Linked DNA regions of Homo sapiens: regions 2 and 3 are each linked to region 1. The links are chromatin loops, found by intact Hi-C in ENCODE. Cell type or tissue: OCI-LY7. All regions are shown on one strand.

Region 1 (2,500 bases):
GTTCCCTACTGGTGGTGGAGTCACAGGCTTTCAAAATTATCACCATTTCACAACCCAGGAACTGCTCCAGTTGGAAGCAACCTTTGAGACCATATGGCCAACCCCCTCCTGTTACGGATAAAAAACACCAAAGGTCATTCAGCTAGTTACTACAGAACAGGGACTAGAACCCTTGTGGTCCAGGCCAGTGCCACTTCCACCCCTGTGCCTGCACCTTCAGACACATCCACAGACCATCTGTCAGCAGCCCACGGCTGGGAGGGCAACTGAGTATAGCCTCTCCAACAAATTTGCTGGTGCTAGACTTGACCCTCCTTCCCTGAAGCCTTCCCTTTCTCCTGTTTTTTTTCCTCCTCTCTTCTTTCAGCCCTCTTTTCTTTGTTCACCTGCATCTATGTCCTCAACCCACTGATGGCATAAAGAGGTCCCTAAGCATTGTTTTAATTTGCCAGTGGCACTGGGAGGCGCTGGGATCTGGGGACAAAATGTTTCCTCCAGGCCAACTCCTGGAAGAGGTCAACTCCCTCTTTTCCATCTCTTCCAGCCTAAGCCTTGAGAATCAGTGACAGAACAAGGAGTTAAAAAGCATAAAATTCCTGATCCTAGTCAAAGACTGTTGAAAGTCAACTTCACAGCTCTTGTGGGCTTTAATTCTCCATTAATAGAAATCTTTAAGGAAATGTTGATGCATTTGTAGTACTTGAGTGTGACCCTTCTATGAATGTTTTTACCAGAAAACTGTTTCAGGCAAAACCTTCCACAAAATAATTACATTTTTGTAGGTTATTCTTTTTTTTTTTTTTTTTGAGATGGAGTCTCGCTCTGTCGCCCAGGCTGGAGTGCAGTGGCACGATCTCGGCTCACTGAAACCTCTGCCTCCCGGGTTCAAGCAATTCTTCTGCCTCAGCCTCACGAGTAGCTGGGATTACAGGCATGTACCACCACACCCAGCTAATTTTTGTATTTTTAGTAGAGATGGGGTTTCACTATCTTGGCCACGCTGGTCTTGAACTCCTGACCTCATGATCCACCCACCTTGGCCTCCCAAAGTGCGGGGATTACAGGCATGAGCTACCGCGCCCAGCTTTTGTAGGTTATTCTTTAAAACTCAACAACTTTCAATCAGACACGAAGTCCTAACAGTGGACATATTAAAAAGAGAAATACATGGAGGCAGGACCTTCCTGATACCCTTTAGGTCATAACTTTGAACAGTCCAGTCTACTTCCTGTGGCTAAAAGGGGAAATCGGACCTGCCCAATACCCCTATGCCAACATCGGGGAGCAGAGTCCATTCCTAGTGTCCATCACTTGCCCTGGCAGGGGAACTCTTTTTTTTTTTTTTTTTTTGAGACAGAGTCTCACTCTGTTGCCCAGGCTGGAGTGCAGTGGTGCAATCTTGGCTCACCGCAACCTCTGCCTCCTGGGTTCAAGCAATTCTTCTGCCTCAGCCACCCGAATAGTAGCTGAGACTACAGGTGCATGCCATCATGCCTCGCTAATTTTCGTATTTTTAGTAGAGACGGAGTTTCACCATGTTGGCCGGGCTACTCTCAAACATCTGACCTCAAGTGATCCACCCACCTCGGCCTCCAAAAGTGATGGGATTACAGGTGTGAGCCACTGCACCCGGCCTGGAACTCTTCCGTGAGTGTCACTAACATTTCCCATGTTGTGGTCTGAGGTCACACCCTCTGGTGCTGTCCTCCATGGGGATGTGCAACACTTCTCATACCCTCTGTTTCCTCTCTTTTGTTATAGATGAAGGGGAAGAAAAAGATAAAACCAAACACAGCCCAGAAATTCTGGCATACAAATCAGAAAAGAACTACTTCTTAGCCACCTGTGCCAGGTAGGTGGGTGGATTATAGATTTAAATCCAGCAGAATGTGGTCCAAACTGGTTCTACAGACAATGAAGTGGTTCTTTGTTTGGGGGACCTGCCAGGCCAGGTTAAAGTTGGAGACAGGCTCTTCTAGGGTTGGTAGGCTCCCAGAAGTGTTGGGATTACACAACCCCTCACTGGATGTACAGGCAGAACTGGCAGGCTCGCTGGAACAGAACAAAGCCTTGGGAGAGAAGTTTTTTTTCCTGCAACTCTGCCAGCATCCCTAAGTATTCTGGCTCTAGATCTGGGGACTTTAAATGACAAAATGATAAGTCTAAAATTTATTTTGCAGTTCCAGAGAAAATTGTAAGACTCTTTATGGGCTAGAGAATTTTACAAGTCTTACTTGTGAATAATTGACTTTTCCAAAATTCTGTAACGTCAGCAAAGCATGCCACAGAGAATGAAAATGTGTGTTTCTATGGGGCCAGGTCCTGCACAGTTTCATTTCTCTTTCTTGAGCCATGATTGTCTTAAATTTGCATTGAAATAAAGGGCACCAGCATCAAACTGGGTGGCTGTTGCTGGGTTGTTTTGCATTTTTCCATCATCTTATTTGGAAAGCAATGAGACCTTTTTCAATCCTTTGGGCTTCCTCCAAGTGGAATGGTC
Region 2 (2,500 bases), 120 kb after region 1:
TGGGAGGCCGAGGTGGGCTGATCACCTGATGTCAGGAGTTTGAAACCAGCCTGGCCAACATGTTGAAACCCTGTCTCTACTAAAAACACAAAAATTAGCTGGGTGTGGTGGCTCATGCCTGTAACCCTAGCTACTTGGGAGGCTGAGGCAGGAGAATCACTTGAGCTTGGGAGGCAGAGGTTGCAGTCAACCAAGATCGCACCACCACCAAAGTGAAACTCTGTTTCAAAAAAAAAAAAAAAAAGATTTGGGGTCTTAGGTGGCTGTCCAAGGACAAAACAGGGAGGGAAATACTGACATAAGGTTACGGGCGGTATCAGGGCACCTGCTTTCAGGTACCGCCATCTCGATTATCAGAGGGGTTACAAGATGCAAAAGTGAGAGCAAAACAGGTCCTGACTGCTCCAAAGGGAAATCAGCAGAGTCATTAATGACTTGGCTCCTGACCAGCCCCGTGTGCCCTGTTTAATTCACAAGAGCCTCTCCTCCCTTATGCACTGTCCCAGTTCTCTTCCCGTACCCAGGAAGGCATGCTTTCTGTGTAGGTCATTGCACAAGGAGACTGGGTCACTTATTTCTGGGAGGATGTGGTGCAGGTCCATGGAGGGGAAGATCAACAGCTCAAGCTCAGAGAGAAATATGTACCCTGAAATTCGAGATGCCTCGTGCTAATTCCCATGGAGACTGGTGTCAGGTAACTGAGGACAAGACCGTAAACACAGTCGCATCTGTCTGACCCTGTTCTGCAGGCAGCATCTAGGGGATTCTCTCTCCCTGGGGCAGCCTCCTTGGGCATAGCAGCCAGCTCTTGGTATAGAAACCTCACCTGGAAAGGAATATTTCCATTGTGCAGGCTCAAAAGAGGCTTCACAGTGAGCTCAGGGCCTTCCTGGACAGTGATGTCCTCAAATTGGGGGGACTGATGAAAGTGTTGGGAAGCAGGATGGGTAACGTTAGGGTGCTCAAACCCAGAAGGCTGAAGGTTACGCCAAGAAAGGCTTTTGAACATATCAAAGAAACTGATTTTTGTAGCCTTCTGCCCATGAGCCAGGCTCTTTGCCTGTGTTGTTTTATCCTCACTACAACCATGTGAAGGTGCAGAAATAGGCTCAGAACTAAGTCACTTGCCCGAGGTCATCCAGCAGATAGTGACAGAGCCAGGGATCCATTTGACTCAGAGCCCATGCTCCGTCCATCCCACCATGTAGCCCTCTAAAGGGGAACAGCAATAGGATCTGTAATTCAGGAGGAAAAGGTGATATTCAGGTATTCTCTATTTCTGCAGCATGAGAGCTTTAGGTTAGATGCAAGTGGGGATTGTTCAAAACAAAAATGGATTGTCTCAGGAAGTTAAAGAACTCCCTTTAGGGGATGATTCGGGAGCATGACCCTGCCCTGAAGTGGAAGAATGCAAAGTGAAGGAGGGCCCTCCGCCATCTAGGGGCAGCCCGGAGGAAAACGCATGGATGTGGGGCCCGCACGTGGTTCTGGGGAGTCACAGGACAGGGAGAGCTGCTAAAGCCCCCCAACCCCACCAAACACACACACACAATCCAAAAGACTAACTGAAAATGTGGGGCCTTTTTTTAAACTTTCTTACTCAAAGGAATGAAGCTGTAGTTTACACCAGGTGTCAGATGGCTGTTTTTGGCTGTTAGACTTGTCTGCCCCTTCCCCGGGACACCCTTCCTCGCCCAAGATAAATGTTGTTGCTTATTCAGACTGCTTGGAGGAGGAGAAAGCCAAATATTTGTACCCAGGAGACTTTTTTTTTTTTTTTTGAGACAGTCTCGCTCTATTGCCCAGGCTGGAGTGCAGTGGTGCAATCTCAGCTCACTGCAACCTCCGCCTCCCAGGTTCAAGCAATTCTCCTGCCTCAGCCTCCAGAGTAGCTGGGACTACAGGCACACACCACCACACCCGGCTAATTTTTGTATTTTTAGTAGAGACAGGGTTTCACTATATTGGCCATGGCTGGTCTAAAATTCCTGACCCCACATGATCCACCATAGTCGGCCTCCAAAGTGCTGGGATTAACAGGTGTGAGCCGTCACATCCAGCCCAGACCTTCTCAGCAGAAGTCCATCCAACCCTAGGGGTTTGCACCCCGTGGGCCCTGCCAGGAGGGAGGCAGCTGTATGTTCCCATCTGTGGAGGGCTGGTGTGTCCTGCCACAGAGTCAGGGGTCCTCAGATCATGGGTGCCAGCCAAGAGTGGAATGATTAGGAGCAAAAGCAAATCTAAACCCTGATAGTCTCGTGGACTTCAGCATCCACAGGTGTCCCCATCTGCAAGCAGTTCACCACCAGAAATGAGCTCCCTGGGGAGGGGCTCTGTGTGTAATTGGCTCCTCTGAGAGGCTCCCTGCCCCCAGCAACTGCGGGCAATCTCACTTCCTAGGAGCAGAGAGCTTTGCTCCCCAGTCTGGGTGAACAGTGTCAGTTGCTCAGGGGATATCCTCTTTGACCACCTTGCCTACCCAGTGTCCCAGACACCCTCA
Region 3 (2,500 bases), 200 kb after region 1:
CACACCCAGCTATTTTTTGTTGTTGTTGTTGGTAGAGACGGGAGTCTCACCATATTGCCCAGGCTGGTCTCAAACTCCTGGGCTCAAAAGATCCTCCTGCCTTAGCTTCCCAAAGCATTGGGATCACAGGCATGAGCCACTGAACTCAGCTTCATTCACTAATTTATACCTGGGTTTATGTAGCTATAATCCTGGGAAGGATTGAATACGTTATAGTTTTCATCATTTGCATTTGTATAAGGAAATTCAATTTACTTCCACAGGAAATTACAAATATAATGCACTGTTTTAGTGTTAATTTTTTACTTTTTTTATTTTTATTTTTTTAGACAGGGTCTTGCTCTGTCACCCAGGCTGGAGTGCAGTGGCATGATCTAGGCTCACTGCAACCTCCGCCTCCTGATTCTTGTGCCTCAGGCTCCCAAGTAGCTAGGATTACAGGCTTGTGCCACCATGTCTGGTTAATTTTTGTACTTTTAGTAGAGATGGGGTTTCACCATGTCGGCCAGACTGGTTGTGAACTCCTGGCCTCATGCAATGCACCCACCTCAGCCTCCCAAAGTGCTGGGATTACAGGCATGAGCCACTGTGCCTAGCCTTCAACTTAATTTCTGTAGAAAAAGCCCAGAAATTATGTGAAAAGTGTCACCATTTTCTGATGGATGCATTATTTGAATAACTAAAGATGCAAATTACAAGTTTTTCATACCCAAACTCAATTTCCAATATTGCTGCCATTTCATTGAATATGCAAAACTTTTGTTTCCTGCCTCAACTCCTGTTAAAGTCCAGTAAAACCTTCATGCACATCTTATTGTGAGTCACACTTCCAAAGGATTAGAGCCATAGAGGTGTGTTATGATTAAGACAACATACTTAACATGAAATCCAGCTATTCAGAGACAAATCAGTTAGTTTCTATGAAGTTTTGTTAAATCCAGAGTGCACTATTTCTGACGATGCCACTTGTTTGACAGAGATCACTGAGAAAGAGTACTGTGGCACTGTTGCTGAAACTAGCCCCTTTAATTCAACCTATATTTGCTTAGTAATGGTCAAAAGAAGCCGCAGTTCCAGGAGGATGCACTCTGCAGGAAATGCCTCAAGCACTATTAGCTCAAGATGTAGTCGAGTGTAACCACAGTGGTCTACTCTATCAGCTGTCATGCACAGCTGCTCTGGGAATCCAGCTGCCACAGTGTTTGACCTCTTTAAAAAAAAATTATGATAAATCTGCAAAAATAAAAGATTAACCTTAGAAGTACTCACTCATATACCCGATAATGAGAGGTAAAATTCAGGTTTTTTTTGTTTTTTGAGACAGAGTCTCGCTCTGTCGCTCAGGCTGGAGTCCAGTGGCGCCATCTTGGCTCACTGCAAGCTCCGCCTCCCGGGTTCACGCCATTCTCCTGCCTCAGCCTCCCGAGTAGCTGGGACTACAGGTGCCCGCCACCAAGCCTGGCTAACTTTTTGTATTTTTAGTAGAGACGGGGTTTCACCGTGTCAGCCAGGATGGTCTCGATCTCCTGACTTCGTGATCTGCCCGCCTCAGCCTCCCAAAGTGCTGGGATTACAGGCGTGAGCCACCGCGCCCAGCCAATTCAGGTTCTTGTTATTGGTTACAGCCATTTGACCTCAGTCTTAGAAATAATATTTAAATTATTTTCACTTTTCCCTCTGACTTGTGTGACTTGATATTGCTTTAGACATTTAAAAAATAATTTTAATACATTATAATTTAATAAAGAACGAAATGATAGCATTTCTGTCCACAGTTGAGAGTGAATAGAATTTGCCAAATGAAATTCACCTTGCATATGAAAATATGGATAAAATTAACAAATAATTGCTCATACTTAACAACAAAAAGATATTAAGTGCTCTTGATCATTCCCAATTATTTCACAGAATATTCTATTGTTTTGTTTCTCCTAAAGAAAAATAATTCAATTTTAAGCTCCCAGCTCTTCTTTTCTGTCTCTTTTAATTTGAGCAAATTAAAAATACCTTGGGAAGGGTGCATCTCACCCCATCAAAGAAGTTTCCTTTGTAAGCAAGTTTACTAATTCACTCATCCTTTCCTGATCTTTGATACTGAGACTACTACAAAAAGGACAACGGATGCTAAAGATCACACATGCAGTAGGTTTGTTAGACCTCAGTTTTTTCACCCTCCCTATCTTCAGCTTTCTGAAGCAGGCGATGTCTTTACATTCTGAATATGTTAGGGAACATTTGAATCAATAGGACATATTTTAAACAGAATTGTATCATTGTTTCCCTTGTTGCTATTTACTTTCCAAAACTATTACAGTACTTTCCTCACCCTCACCCCTAAATCCAGAAAATTAATGTCACTGTATTAGTCCATTTTCACACTGCTAATAAAGACATACCCAAGACTGAGAAGAAAAAGAGGTTTAATTGGACTTACAGTTCCACATGGCTGGTGAGGCCTCAGAATCATGGTGGGAGGTGAAAGGCACTTCTTACATGGTGG

What was found. Hi-C counts contacts between places; a loop is a spot of excess contacts. Peaks named below come from ENCODE experiments on the same cell type or tissue, not always from the same donor. Only the 100,000 strongest peaks of a DNase experiment are listed, where the experiment ranks them.
Region 2: a loop joins it to region 1, with 2.6 times the contacts of the local background. A loop is called at or near these places in 1 of 110 quality-filtered maps.
Region 3: it touches region 1 in a loop (5-fold over the local background); 1 of 110 quality-filtered maps calls a loop at or near these places.

The regions. Positions count from the first base shown.
Region 1 is chr2:38,407,332-38,409,831 of GRCh38, forward strand. It overlaps LOC105374468 (a long non-coding RNA gene), which reads left to right and starts at 1,388. Exons shown (of 3, transcript XR_939974.3): 1 at 1,388-1,647; 2 at 1,762-1,852. In OCI-LY7, no CTCF peak of the experiment used is centred here; DNase peaks (open chromatin) are centred at 150, 1,500 and 2,360; H3K4me3 peaks cover 2,204 bases; H3K27ac peaks cover 2,500 bases.
Region 2 is chr2:38,522,481-38,524,980 of GRCh38, forward strand. No RefSeq gene overlaps it. Among named protein-coding and RNA genes, the nearest start is that of LINC02613, 8.0 kb to the left of the region's middle. In OCI-LY7, CTCF peaks have their summits at 1,439 (motif pointing left) and 1,643; DNase peaks (open chromatin) are centred at 1,671 and 2,341; H3K4me3 peaks cover 1,023 bases; H3K27ac peaks cover 2,036 bases.
Region 3 is chr2:38,606,823-38,609,322 of GRCh38, forward strand. No RefSeq gene overlaps it. Among named protein-coding and RNA genes, the nearest start is that of HNRNPLL, 5.1 kb to the left of the region's middle. In OCI-LY7, no CTCF peak of the experiment used is centred here; a DNase peak (open chromatin) is centred at 1,099; H3K4me3 peaks cover 1,038 bases; H3K27ac peaks cover 1,599 bases.